Regions from separate parts of the Homo sapiens genome. Here region 1 is linked to region 2. The links are chromatin loops, found by intact Hi-C in ENCODE. Cell type or tissue: ascending aorta. All regions are shown on one strand. Links, peaks and the distances in the headings refer to the core of each region. The heading gives the core; the rest is flanking DNA. Region 1 has its middle 39 kb from the start of ADCYAP1. Region 2 overlaps LOC107985165 (a long non-coding RNA gene).

What was found. Hi-C counts contacts between places; a loop is a spot of excess contacts. Peaks named below come from ENCODE experiments on the same cell type or tissue, not always from the same donor. Only the 100,000 strongest peaks of a DNase experiment are listed, where the experiment ranks them.
Region 1: it touches region 2 in a loop (8-fold over the local background); 62 of 110 quality-filtered maps call a loop at or near these places.

What each region holds. Positions count from the first base shown.
Region 1 is chr18:862,017-869,688 of GRCh38, forward strand. No RefSeq gene overlaps it. Among named protein-coding and RNA genes, the nearest start is that of ADCYAP1, 39 kb to the right of the region's middle. In ascending aorta, for the core only: a CTCF peak has its summit at 2,959 (motif pointing right); a DNase peak (open chromatin) is centred at 2,975.
Region 2 is chr18:957,589-965,260 of GRCh38, forward strand. The region is part of intron 1 of LOC107985165 (a long non-coding RNA gene); the gene reads left to right. Among named protein-coding and RNA genes, the nearest start is that of LINC01904, 33 kb to the left of the region's middle. In ascending aorta, for the core only: a CTCF peak has its summit at 4,188 (motif pointing left); a DNase peak (open chromatin) is centred at 4,197; H3K4me3 peaks cover 944 bases; H3K27ac peaks cover 428 bases.

The DNA of each region.
Region 1 (7,672 bases), core at 902-5,901, 96 kb before region 2:
GTTTGCTATATAAAAGGAGACCCCGGACTGTTCTATTTTTATTTTTATATAATTTTTTCTTTTTCTTTTTTTTATCAGACAAAGGTTAAAGCGTGACCCAGACTGTTCTAACACCTAAAGATTCAGCTGCTTGACCCTGAGTTTGCTTTTCGTTCCCAATGATAATAAGGACACAGATGGCAAGACACAACAGCGAAAGTGTAAGGGCCGCAGCATTTGAATAAAAAGGTGGAATGTGCTTTAGGCCATGTGCGTGGTGTCTTCCCTTCCCAGCTCTCTCTTCGTGTCTTTCAAGAGTCTCTTTTTGGCAAGGCTGCCCAACAAAAGGAAATCTGACATTCCTTATGACACTGGGGAAAATTAAGGGAAAATAAAAATGCTTCTAGATCATTTCAAAAATTCAGAATGAAAGTAGTGATATTGAGTCTCACCTGAAAGCAAAATGTGTATTTTTACAAAGTATCATTAGTGAAAAAAGAATGATAATGAGAAAGAGAATAATGAGAAAAGAATAATTAGTCCCTAAAATGACAATATTTGGGCACACTTGAGAAGTAATGACATAGCTGCTGATTTCTAATTTTTATTCTGATATTAGTGATTTCTTCAATCAAATGGAGTTCCCTGCCTTTATGGTGGTTCTTTTTTCATAAACTGGGTTCGGGCAATTTCCAGAATGAGGCTACTATTTTCTAAATTCCTTTGTGATACTAAATTCCTTCCTCTTTTCTCCTAAAGGAAACAGTGGCAGCAAATGTCTCACTTTGAAGCTACCAAGGAAGCATCTATTAATTTTGTGAATAAGAAAAATAGAAGAGCGCGATCAATGATAACAAAAAAACCTTCCTTTTTTGGCTCTTAGGTTTTGTGTAGCCATTTCCTGAGTCAGCTTTAGTTCTCTTTAGCACCTGTACTATTATAGAAATTGTTTCTAGAATTGGTCATTCACATGTATATTAGAAACCTCTGCACTGACAAGTTATTTAAGATTTTTTTCACTTTTTTTTGACATGGTGTCTCACTCTGTTGCCTAGGCTGGAGAACAGTGTCACGATCTGCGCTCACTGCAGACTCCGCCTCCCTGGTTGAAGCGATTTTCCTGCCTCAGCCTCCCGAGTAGCTGGGATTACAAGCATGCACCGTCATGCCTGGCTAATTTTTGTGTTTTTAGTAGAGACAGGGTTTCACCATGTTGGCCAGGCTGGTCTCGAACTCCCGACCTCAGGTGTTCTTGAGATCGCTTGCCTTGGCCTCCCAGAGTGCTGGGATTACAGGCGTGAGCCATGGTGCCCGGCCTCACCCTTTTTTTTTTTACTGACTGACCATCAAGTGACATCGGCAATTCAGGCAATGCTTTGTATTTCTGACCTGTAGCATAAGGACAAGCAGCCCAGGGAAGCTCATTCTCCACAAGGCTACCCAGAGTTCCCAGGGAACACTCTGTTCCTTCATGAAGTGCAGAAATGAAGAATAGCCTGAGATGTGCAAGGAGTTTTTCAGAACTTCTCTTGTAGAACGAAGATCCATTTTTATAATCTCCTGGTTTATGAAAGCCCAAGGTCACTTTCAACATGAGGCATCATCCAGTAACTGCTGGCAAGTGTCTGGAAGAGTCATCTACACATAGAAAGTGGGAGAGACTCAGACTGCAGCAGGGTTGTTTGCTCTCATGGTTTTTGTTTTTTTAAACCCAGACACGACTTGTTGGATTTCTTTCTTATGAATGAGTTCTTCTTAAGGCACTGACTCAAGCAGTTCTATTTTTTTTCCTGCTTGAAATTACCAAATTCACTCTTATGCTAATCAAATAAAAGGTTGTTACAAATTACTTTCTGGTCTTTCTCTGTGGAAAATCACCGTGTAGAGAACTTGCAGACTTCTCTTATGCAGAATAGAATGCATGAACTACTTGGGAGATAGATTGTGAAGAGCAAAGTTTGGCCATTAACTTGGGATCCACCAACCAACAAAGACTCCTTCAGGCTTCATTCTTCAGCCATTGGTCCTCAAGGGTGAGGAGATTCTTTTTAAAAATGTCATTTTGGGCCGGGTGCAGTGGCTCATGCCTGTAATCCCAGCACTTTGGGAGGCTGAGGAGGGTGGATCACTTGAGGCTGGGAGTTCGAGACAAGCCTCAGCAACCTAGCGAGACCCCCGTCCCTACTAACAATACACAAAGTAGCTGGTTGGGGTGGCATGCGCCTGTAATCCCAGCTACTTGGGAGGCTGAGGCAGGAGAATCGTTTGAATCCAAGAAGCAGAGGTTGCCATGAGCTGAGATTGTGCCACTGAACTCCAGCCTGGGTGACAGAGCGAGACTCTGTCTTCGGAAAAAAAAAGTCATTTTAGCTTATATCTAAAGTACATGAGTCCAGGCAAACACAAGACAAGAACAGGAACTTTTAGAAAGTTCAAGTTCACGTACCACTAAGGAAACCTGGAGAAAAGTATCTCATAGTCTCTTTTTTCTAACTATATTCAGAGATAATCAAGTGCCTCTTTGGTGCAAGATGTCAAATTTAGTATATACATAATGGTCAAATAAATGCTGTATTTTCCCATTTCATTTTTGTGTTCTCTTTTCTGTCTCATGAAGGTTTCTGTAAAATGTTGCACTTCAGACTGCTGCTTTAAATTCCAGTTTTGCCATCTTTTATACATAGGAAGCAGCTGGAAATAAAGCAATGCAGTTTAAATAATTGAGATATTTAAGTGAAAGATGTGAAGATTGAGGTTTCTGCTCAACAGAATAAACTGTTTCTGGTCCCGGTTGGCTTTTTCATAGATGATGATTCTTTGCTACATGGATTGCAATCTGCGGATCACAGCCGTCCTTGTAATAAGGTAGAAGTATTTTCAGGATCACATCTTGGTCCTGATAATTTAAAAAGATCGGCAAACCAGAAAGGCCAAGGACTGAGGTTTTGGATGCGTGAGTCCTTCAAAACGCCACTAGGTGACGGTGCTGCACCGTAAGTGCCAGAACCCGCTCGCCGTGGTGCTTCCAGGCCGGGAAACGTTACCGCAGAGAGAACTCGGATGACTGACGGAGCCGTTTAGGTTGGCCCAGCAGAGGTGGTCTCTCTGTATTATAGATCTTGTAACCGAATTTTCTACTTAGCTTTTGTTGAGGCTGTAATTCATTAAGTCATCAAACTATTGTTTGTCTTTCTAAAAGCTGTGATGGCTTTTTTTGAAAAATTGTCCAGGAACTGTAAAGCCAAAGTTTAGATTTTGTAAAGATTATTAGTAAAATTTTATTTCATTTTATTTATTTTTTTTTCTGAAATGGAATCTTGTTGTGTCACCTAGGCTGGGATGCAGTGGTGTGATCTCAGCTTGCTGCAGCCTCTGCCTCTTGGGTTCAAGTGATTCTCTACCTCAGCCTCCCAAGCAGCTGGGACTACAGGTGTGGGCCACCACGCCCTGCTAATTTTTGTACTTTTAGTAGAGATGAAGTTTCACCACGCTGGCCAGGCTGGTCTCGAACTCCTGACCTCAGGTGATCCTTTTTTTTTTTTTTTGAGACAGAGTCTTGCCCTGTCGCCCAGGCTGGAGTGCAATGGTGCCATCTTGGCTCACTGCAACTTCCTCCTAGCGGGTTCAAGCGATTCTCCTGCCTCAGCCTCCAGAACAGCTTGGATTATGGATGTGCACCACCATGGCCAGCTAATTTTTGTATTTTTAGTAGAGACAGGGTTTCACCATGTTGGCCAGGCTGGTCTCGAACTCCTAACCACATGTGATCCACCTGCCTTGGCCTCCCAAAGTGCTGGGATTACAGGTGTGAGCCACCATGCCTGGCCAACATACAATTTTTTTTTGAAAATTATCTGGGTGTGGTGGTGCACACCTGAGGTCCCAACTACTTGAGAGGCTGAGGCAGGAGAATCCTTTGAGCCCAGGAGGTCGAGGCTGCAGTGAGCTGAGATCGGGCCACTGCACTGCAGCCTGGGTGACAGAGTGAGACCCTTGTCTCAAACAAACAAACAAAAATCCCATTAATTTGTTTTTCCTTGAATGATTAAGTTTTTCCCCCTGTTACTCATGGAGATTATCCTTTCCTTAGGAGAATTATGATCCTAATTAGAAACTCATAGTTACCCCCAACTGACATTTAAAAAGCAACAGTTTGCATTTGCAGTATAGACCATTTCAGGTTCATGGTAACTTTTGCTTATTTAAGAAGTAAATATATGGAAATTTGTCATTCGTTCTGTGAAAAAAGCAAGGGAGAAAATATTCCCAGAATCAATGATTCATAGTTATTTTTGTTAGGGTGAAAAACCATCTCTTGAGAAGGACAATAGTTCAGTGAACAAATGCCACAGTGCATGGGATGACACAGGCTATACTCTTACCTGAATGGAGGAGGAGGAGGAAGTACGTTTTTTTGTTCAAGGACAGTTTTGATGCAATTGAAATATTACAAAGTCCTACTCATTGTTCATGAGTAATTTGATTTTAATGATGATCCTTTGTGTAAGATGCATATATTCTGACAATGAACTCCTCTTTCTACTCCCAAAATGGAATGTTTGAAGTCTCCTATTATTCCTTTTTTTTTTTTGATAGAGTCTCACTGTGTCGTCCAAGCTGGAGTAGAGTGGCACGATCTGGGCTCACTGCAACCTCCGCCTCCTGGGTTCTAGATTCTCCTGCCTCAACCTCCCAAGTAGCTGAGATTACTGGTGCATGCCACCACACCTGGCTAATTTGTTTTTGTATTTTCAGTAGAGATGGGGTTTCACCATTTTGGCCAGGCTTGTCTGGAACTCCTGGCATCAAGTGATCTGCCTGCCTCGGCCTCCCAAAGTGCTGGGATTACAGGTGTGAGCCACTGCCCCCAGCCAGATTCTCCTGTTGTTCCTTATTAACATTTTCTGTATCACTTCCACAACTTGGGCTTATTCTAAGTGCCAAATTCACGTCTAGCAATCAGAATGTACTCTGACCCCTTCCCCAGGGACAATTTTCGGGGTGTTTGTATTGATTTGGAGAATGTTAGAGGCGAACATAGCAATAAAGATCATCTAATCCCTTATTTTACAGGTGGAAAACTACATCTTGAGGAGTTTAGTTACATATCTGATAGGTTGCAGTGCTCCAGCTAGAACTCAGGAAAGACGAGAAGGTACAAGAAAATGTTGATGAAGAATTGACTGTGATAGCCGTGGAACACACCTTGTTTAATTTTAGTCCTCACAATAATCTTATGTCGTTGGCAGATCCCTATTTTTATTCCTCCACAGCTTTATTGAGAAATAATTGGCAAACAAAATTGTAGAAGTTTAAGGTGTACGATCCATGATTTGATATACATATATATTATGAAATGACTACCACAATCAAGTTAGTCAACATATCTATCACCTCACCTACTTACCTTTTTTTTTTTTTTGGTTTTGTTTTGTGGTGAGAACATTTAAGATCTGTCAGCAAATTTCAGCTATACAAATTGCACGCATTAAGTACATTTACAATGTTGTACATCCGTTACTACTATCCATTTCCAGAACTTTTTCATCATCCCAAACAGAAGCTCTATGCCCATTAAATAATAACTCCTCATTCTCCTTCCCAACTGCCCCTGGTAATTTCTATTCTACTTTCAGTCTGTATGAATTTGCCTATTCTTGATACTTAATATAAATAGAATAATAAAATATTTGTCTTTCTATGTTTGCCTTATTTCACTTAGCATAATAGTTTCAAGGTTTCAAGGGTTGATAGCATGTATCAAAATTTCATTTCTTTATTATTATTATTATTATTTGTAGAGACAGGATCTCACTATATTGCCCAGGCTGGTCTCGAGCTCCTGGGCTCAAGCTACTTTCCACCTTGGCCTCCCAAAGTGCTGGGATTGCAGGTGTGAGCCACTGCACCCAGCCTCATTCTTTCTGATTGCTGGATAAGATTCTGTTGTATGTATATATCACATTTTGTTTATCCATTCATCTGTCAGTGAGTATTTGAATTGTTTCCACCTTTTGGCTCCTGTGAATAATGCTGCCATGAATATTGATGTACAAGTATCTGGAATGTAATTTTATCATGCCCTCAGTGTGTATTTCCTCCCATTATCCTTCTCCTTAAATTTTTTTTCTAGCAATTCCATCATGTTAGTATTTTCTGGTTAATCTGAAAATAGTCTGCTGGATTTCCTCTCTCTAATGTCAAATGCTTTTAAAGTTTTGTTTTGCGTAATATCAGAATTGATATTGGTTCACTATTGAGACTTCCCATTCAAGTATTATGTCTTGCCTCTCTATTATTCAGGTTTAAATAATTGTGCCCTCAGTAGAGTTTTGAGCATGTTAATATTGTTCCTCTGCATTGTTTAAGACTATTCTTAGGTATGTTCTTTGATGATTATTTACTTATTTATTTATTCTGAGACAGAGTCTCGCTCTGTTGCCCAGGCTGGAGTGCAGTGGCGCACGATCTTGGCTCACTACAACCTCCACCACCTGGGTTCAAGCGATTCTCCTGCCTCAGCCTCCTGAGTAGCTGGGATTACAGGTGTGTGCCACTATGCCTGGCTAATTTTTGTATTTTTAGTAGAGATGGGGTTTCACCATATTGGTCAGGCTGGTCTTGAACTCCTGACCTCGAGTGATCGACCCGCTTTGGCCTCCCAAAATGCTAGGATTACAGGTGTGAGCCACCGCATCTAGCCTTTGATGGCTATTTTTAGTGGAATATTTACCATTTTATTTTCTACTGCTTATTGTTGGTATTCTAGAAAGCCATTAATTCTTGCATAGTAATGTTATTATTGATACCATTCTTTAATAATATTTATATGATAAATCCTAAACTGTTAGTTAATGTTTTAAATTGGTAGTGTACTTAGGATCCTTCTCTGCATGGATTGCTTTTGTACTTACTAAATATATATATTTAACAGAAAGAACATTTGCTTTAAAAGATTAAATTGTTGTTGCACATTATCCATATGTAGGGAGTAGCAGCATTTATCTTAGAGGCAGATGGTTTGTTTTTTTCTTTAGGCAAAATCTTAGTGGATCTTTTGGTTATGGAAGTCTTAGACTGGTGAAGATTGAAAAAAGGAAAATGAAGCCATTCTCTCTAATAAAGTAATACCATGAACATTCTCAAATTCCTTTGCTACATAAAGAGGGATGGGATGGGAAACCCCAAGGTTGAGAAAAGAAAAACCATGGGGAGAAACGGCCCCAGTGGGGAGCAGAGTCCCATGCAAATATGGCTGCTAAGAAATTCCCTTTAAGGGAATGTCTGAGTGACAGTGATACCTAGTATTAAATTGTAAGTTGATTTCTGTTCTGTGCTCTGTTGTGATCTGTTCTAAAATGAAATACATTAATAGAAAATTTGAGGTATAGTAAGGCCAACAGTTCAGGAAATGATTGCCGCTGAAAGATAAATTACTCACAGTTTCCAAGAGGAACTCTACAAATTCCACGCATTAAGTACATTTACAATGTTGCACAACCATTATTACTATCTTTATGAATTTGCCTATTCTTGATACTTAATATAAGTAGAATAATAAAATATTCGTCTTTCTATGTCTGGCTTATTTAACTTAGCATAACAGTTTCAAGGTTTCAAGGGTTGACAGCATGTATCAAAATTTCATTTCATTTTTTTTTTTCTTTGAGACGAAGTCTCGCTCTTGTCCTCC
Region 2 (7,672 bases), core at 1,803-6,802:
TGCGATGTGCAGCATTTCAGCATCCCTCTAGATAATTTTTCAAATTGTGAGGAATTGCCAAGGTGAAATTGGCAGTAACGGACCCTGAGAAAGGTTGCATTCTCTCTCTGAAAAAGGTCAAGACTATAAACCTGGCTTGCTTTGGAGCACTGAAAACTTCAGCCTTAGAAACAGGGTCCCAGCAGAATAATTCTTAGCATGGCACGAAGTCCAATGAGCCAGTGAATAAAGGCTTGGAAGCCTGTTCTATGTGGGGCAAGGGTTCTTTCAGAGTGTTCAAGGATACAAGTAACCTTGGATTTTTAATAGTTCCTTAAGCAGAAAGTCACCTCTCACCCTTCGGCAGCACGTTGACGAGAACTCAAGTGTCTCATGGAGCTTGCTGGGTTGGATTCAGCTGCTGAGAAATGCTGCGGTTGTTGACTTGCTAGTTATCATGATGTCATGGGCGAGCTGTCACTAGCAAGCATGATCACAGTGAGGCATAAAAGGGAAAGGGAAAAAATACAACAGTTGGGCACAGTCTTTTTTGAAATTCTCAGGCACCAGTTTTTTGTTTATTTCTTATTTCTCTGTTTGGGTGTAATGAAAAAGGGCTTAATACTACTAGCTAGTTACCATTTATCTAATGTCAACTGCAGCCTCAGTACTTGCTCATTGTCTTATGTGGATTGCCTCATTAGGACTTAGAGAAACCTAATTGGGTAAATTATTATTCCTGTCATTTTAACAATGTGAACACTGAGGTTTAGAAAAGCCAAGTAACTTTGCAAAGATTATATAGTTAGTAAGTCATGGACATGGGATGGAACCAAGACAATCTGGATCTAAAGTTTGCACTATGGACAACCAAACTTCAATCTGACGATTTGGCTTCTCTCCTTGGTGACTGGGAGGTGAGTTTCACAGGGAGGGAGGAGAGGTTGGTGTGGGAGGTGTCTGTCTGAGGTGACAGGGACTCAGTCTTTCTTTCTGTATGTGTGCATCATCTTTTCTATACGTGGTGCTGGGGGTGTCTACTGTCCTGCTAGTGAAACTTCCAGTCTCTTGTTCTTCCAGATTCTCAGTGTTTCTGGAACAGGTGAACATTTTTGGATGCTGATACTCAAGTGCTTGGAATTAGTAGTACTTTGATGGACTGTAAAGGTGGCCAAGGAAAGATCTGGAAAGCAGATATGGCATTCAGGGCGGCTGGGTCTCTGAGGAGCATGCCTGGAAGCTGGCAAAGTGAAATGATCTGGATGATCTGGCAAAGCACAGGGACACAGCAGTGGGTGACAGATGATGGAAATATGCCGGAAAGCTTGAAGACAGGGAGTGGCAACTGGGAGGGCTGAGCAGGCAAGAGTGGAAGAGCCCAGCCCTGTGCTCAGATTCTGGGACTAGACTTCAGTTCCTAAGAGGCATCGTAAAGGCAGGTGAGCACCGTTGATAGAAGAACTGAACACTACTCCAGCTTGAACATTAGTCTATGGATCCTTAAATTCTCTTTGAGTAGTAACAGAATTGGCCAAGTATTAGCCTAATCTTACAGCCGAGGGCTAATTCGTTCTAAATGTGGAAATGGAAACTTTGGGGATAGCATGCTTTGCTGTCATTATGTTGAAAAAGGAGACACAAATGACTTTGCCCAAAGAAACATTTCTGCTGAGCAAAATGCGCCAGGAGGCAAGGTTAAATGTTAAAAGTAAAAATGTTATGAAAGAAAAAAAAATCCAGTAGTTTTGCGTTTTTTTTTTTTTTTTTTTTTTTGAGACAAAGTCTTGCTCTGTCGCCCAGGCTGGAGTGCAGTGGCGCGATCTTGGCTCACCGCAACCTCTGCCTCCTGGGTTGGAGCAATTCTCCTGCCTCAGCCTTCCGAATAGCTGGGATTACAGGTGTGTACCACCACACCCGGCTAATTTTTGTATTTTTAGTAGAGACGGGGTTTCACCATGTTGACCAGGCTGGTCTTGAACTCCTGACCTCAGGTGATCCACCCACCTCGGCCTCCCAAAGTGCTGGGATTACAGGCATGAGCCACCATGCCAGGCTGATTTTTTTTTTTTTTTTGAAAGGAATGACAATGTCCTGGCAGGGACTGAAAAATAACTGTGTGTGTGTGTCTGTGTGTGTGTCTGTGTGTGTGTGTGTGTTTGTGTGTATGCAGGAGGATGTAAGGAACTGGGAAAGTGATTAGGAAGCTTTTCCTGAAAAGACAGCCTCCAAACCATTTGAAAGTGAGAACAGCAACAATAACTATGATTTAATAATCATTAACTTTTTAAAGTATACTCAATGAATGCAGAAGATTAAATTATTTTAAGAGATTTGAAATTATTTCAACTTATTTGGCTGCTGTGTATTTCATTTTGTGGCCTAGGGCAAATGACTATGCAAACTCCAGTTGTAATTCTTTGAAAGGAAGTGGATAGTTGGACACTGATGAATGATACTATGCTCTTTGGCTCACCATTAGAATTATATCACCACGTGCTCTCTCCCCGGCTCTCGGCGGTGCTCCCTTAGCTTCTTATCAGAATCCTGTGGGAAAGATCCTGGATCAAACATTTCTATTGTGGAGAAGATTCCATCAAGAGTGCTTTTCACTTGTTCTTTATTTTATTTTACTTTTTCCCAAGAAGATGGCCACACACAGAGAGAATCATGCTTTTAATTCGTAGAGGAACATTGCCACCTGGATGAAAAATTACATTCTGAAGGCTCAATAAATGAGTTTTATTTCCAACTTTGCTTGTGACTCACTCTCTAAGATGCTTTTTCTACATCTGTGAAATGGAACAATTAATTTCCACCTGTGTCACAGTAGTGATAGAAAAAATGTGTTACAAAATACCTGCAGTATACTTCCAGCTTATTTTGGAGGAATATAAAATATTACCATTATGTGGAATTGATAAAGCTTAGTACACAAGTGTGAATTTTTATAGCATTACAGCATGATACATGGAGAAGAAACGGACAAATTTAGATTACAATATATACTGACATAGATTCTCTGGATAATAAAATAATTTCCCAAAAGAAACTTTGAGAATCAAGAACAAAATAAATATTTATATACAGTATTCACAAATTCTTAAATATTCTTAGCAAGAATACCCTAGGCCAGTATTTTCCAAACTGTATTTATAATGCTGTTTTTATAGTTTATTATAATACATTGCATGAGAAATTAAAAGGTAGTCAATGAAGAATATGTTTGGTGCTCAAATAAGTTTGAGAAATGCTAGGTTGAATAAACAAAGTTTAACAGATTTCTCTCTGTGCATTTTACCTTTCCAAAAGTGAGGAATGGTTTGTAGCATTTCAAAACTTCTTTGACAAGGGAATACAGTTGGGAAAAAGTTGTTATGGACCAGAAATAAATGTAAATACACTTATGTTTAAAATGACTGCTCAGTTTTTGGTTGCTTAAGTGTCCTTGGTAATTAGTGATACTGAGATTAAATTATCTTGCTACTTTTGTATACTCGCTGTTAATTTAAAAATAATATATTAATATCTGTTAATAATTGTGAGATTTTTAACAGCCTGACCACATACATATGTGAGGATACTGACTATATGATATATAATTCTATTTTTATGTCCACAAATATTCTATATATTTATATAAATTATATATATTCTATTTATACATACATGCAAAATTATATGATTCTATTTATGATTAAATATATGATTCTGTTTATATAGATTATATATGTGTATACATGCATATATGAAGAGGGTATAATCCTATTGAGTTGTTTTCTGGGCCTCCTTTCTGTCCATGTTCAAATTTATCCTTCCTTTTCTGTGTGTTTATAAATCGTATAGAAATGGGAAGTAGAGGATTTTAGGGGAAGAAGCAATAAGTATTATTAATGGAAGCCTCATAAGTCATGCAGGTTATGTTACTTTCTTAATTGTGAGGTATTAAAAAAATCACTTTTTGCTCCTTGAAATTAAAGAAAACTGCAAAAAGCCATGATATTCAAGGTTGTTTCAGAAAGTAATAATAGACCTGTCAAGGAACATTAAGATCCTAAAATATTCTGTCATTAGATGTTGTCTGTATTTGGAAAGGGTTATGAAAGCTCTGGCTGGAGAAAAATGTTTTTGACTTGGCTCTTTGGAGACTTGCTGGTTGAAGTAGCTACGAAATTTAACAGCGACCCCTGGAGGCTAGCATCGGAACTGTCACCGGCATAATTTCGTTGTTTTTAACTTTTCAGTTAAAAAACTTTTAACTTTTCAGTTAAAAAAGAAAGCAAGCGTTCTTTGGCTGTCTCTGTGCCGGATGCAGAGGGCACAACTGCTCTGTGGCACAGCCCTCTGTGATCGGCCGCGTGAGGGTCCTGTCATCTTGTCTTTCCCTTGTTTCTTCCTTCAGGGCGCTAGGGACACCACCAAAATGGTTTTATCTGATGATTGTGTTGCTCCAGTCTCTTGTGTTGTGCACGAATCGTTTTGAACAGGATGAGAAAACTCTTCTTCTCAAATGAACGCTATTTCTCTAATGAGAATGCGATCAACATTTAAAATCTCTCCCGGGGAAGGAACTGAGAAGAAAACATTTTTTTTTCCCCCTTGGGAGTTTTGTGACTTATCTGCCGAGAATGTGAAGTGTGGGGGGTACTCAGACATTTTACTCCAAAAGCCATTTCAGAAGGGCTTATTTTGGAAAAACATTTTCTATCTGACAGTTTGTGCTGCTTCTATCTTTTCATTTCCAAGTACGAAATGAGGAATGGTTTACATAAGTGCCACCGCTGTTCACTCCACACAGAGCTTTTAATAAGAATGAATTGTTATTTTTGGAAACATTTTGGACTGTTTATCCAAATGGGATAAATATTAAATAGTTTTTCTTCAAACATAATATGTATGTATTAAAGACAAGCATCATATATCCCAAAAAGAATATGAAGGAAAGAAAAATCCACCAAGGTTGTAAACTGAAATGATTTTTATTATTGGTTAGGTTTTTTTGGGATTTGGATTTTTTTTTTTTTCTTAGAGACGGGGTCTTTCTCTGTTGCACAGGTTGGAGTGCAGTGGTATTTGCATAGCTCACTGCAGCCTCAAACTCCTTGGCTCGGGGATCCTCCCACCTTAGTCTCCTGAGTAGCTAAGACTACCACCAGTGTGCTTCACTATGCCTATTTTTAATTTTTTTTCTTTTTTGTGGAGATGAGAGCCTTGCTATGTTGCCCAGGCTCGTCTTGAATTTCTAGCATCAAGTATAGGTCTTTATAATGATAGCCTTCTTCTCTGAGTATCATAGGCATGATGCGTGGAGTCTTTGCATGTGGGACAGAGTCCTGGCTCTGTCACTTTCAGTCCAATGACCTTGAACAAGTTGTTTGCGCTCTCTGTTATCTGTAAAAGAGGAATAAAACTATCTGTCCAGGCCACATTTTAGAATTCACATTGTATTAAAATCATATGTACTCAGAATACGGTTAAGGACCAAACCACTGTGTGTTTGTATTGTTGTTATTTTTCTAATTCTTTGTGTAGTGTAGAAACTGACTTGGCTTCTGGTGTCTTTGGCAACAGCAGTAAGTAGTAGAACAGTGAAAAAGGAGCATTTATGCTGTTCTCCCACAGCATAAATGAGCATGCAGGCAATTTGGAGCCGTGTCCCAGAGCAAATTGTCTTTGCTGATGAAGGAAGAATTTGCACCTGGCAAGAGAAAAGGACAGGGGGACTATTTCAAAGATCCTTCAGACATTACTAGAGAGTAACACCTTGTTTGAGCTGTACAGACGAACAGAGTTAAATTCATACCTGAGGAGCTATTGCCGGCAGAGTACTGTACAGGCATTTATCTTAAGATGAGTTTGGCATGGGGCTGGAGTGGGGCTGGTGGCCTGGGAGATGTCAGAGAGCACTGGTGAGCAGTAAGTTGACAATGGATTGGGAAGCATGCCAGGTTGAGGAGCATCCTATAGAACCAATCTCTCCTTTTATCCCCCAAATACAAGTCTGCAAGGGATCAAAAGTGGGCTATATTTAAATAATTGGCAAACAAAAATTGTAAAGTTTTTGTATTGAAAGGTCAGTGGTGGTAAGACAAAATGTCTTGTAAATTAAGATTTTAAGAAGTGCATTAAAATGTTTTACAATTACTTTCTGAGATTTCTGTATATCACACTAAAATTTTTTATATCATGTTAATAAAAGTCATTGACCTGGTAAAAAAATAAATAATTGCCTTTAGACAAAGCCTCTTTGGACTTACAGAACAAATAAAGGCAAGAAGATTTAAAAAATAGCACCAAACAACCAGATTTCATTGTCTATACTGACTATCCAGTGATGCTGCTTAAGTGAGACACAGTTCTTAGCTGTTGGCTAAGCAGAGATTTAATTTAATTTGATAAGAAATAGGCAGTTAAAGTAGCTGATTTCTTCCTTGTCTGGCAACTGCTCTATATTTGCCCACATTTTATAAAAGAATTTTGTGCTACTGGCAGTGTGAGGAGCTTGGCACAGCCTTTAGTACATATTAAGCTCTCAATACATGCTCATTAGCAATATTATTATTAGTATTTACTGTCATCATCAGTGCATGTAATGGCAAGGGGAGCTGGCTTTAGGGACAACTAGATCCAGCATATCAAACATGATCTTTCTCATTTCTGCCTCTGCTTGCTAACTTCATTCTCTCCTGACAGCTGCTTCTCCACTCAGCTCTGGACATGGCAGCAGGCAGCTCTGTCTTCTCACCTTTGTTATAACCAGACAGATAAACACACAATTCCCCATTAGCTCAGGCAGGAAAGAACCCTGATTGGTCTGGTGCAGCTCATGTGCTCACATTTTGGACCAATTACCAATCAGTTTCATTGCAATATTTTGTAAGTTGTAAAGACACATGAGAATACGTGGTATTATAATTATTAACATCATTATTGTTTCTATCATCTCTCCCTTCTGTAACTGGCTCACTGCTACTTCAAAATTTGGTACAGATGTGGCCTTTCCAAGAGACTCCTTTTCACCTCTTCAGGACGGGAGGTGTAGCCCTTCTTTGTGTTCCATAATACTTGGTGCTTTCCCTTGTCCTTGCATTTACTGCTCTAGGTTCACCCCTCGACTCTGAGCTCTTTGAGAGAAGAAGATGCTTCTTCATCTATAAAATAATAATTTTGTCAATAAATATTTATTAAGTGTGCTAGAAGACAGACAAATTTTTGTGACAGAGACACGCAATTAATTGTTAAGTATTATTGGCTACTTAATAAATATTTATTGACAAAATTATCATTTTATAGATGAAGCATTGAACTAAATTCGTACTGAACCAAGGATGCCCCTTGGAAGTTATTATTTAAAATAAATCCATGAACAGGGTCTGTTACCCTGTAATTTGTTTCTGCCAATCCTATGACTATATACTACTGTGCTGAGGCAAAATTATCTGAAGATCATAGCCAGAGTTAATGTTAGTTGAACACTTACTATGTGTTGGACTCCTTTCTAAGCACTTTACATGTTTTAACACACACAGTCTTTGCAAGAGTGGCTTGTTACTATTATTATTCTCATTTTACAGAGAGGGAAATGAGGCACAGAGAAATTAAGTAACATGCATAGGGGCACCCAGCTAATACATAAATGATAGAAATGGATTTCAAATGTAATTAGTCTGGTTTGAGAGCCTAGACTCTGAATTAT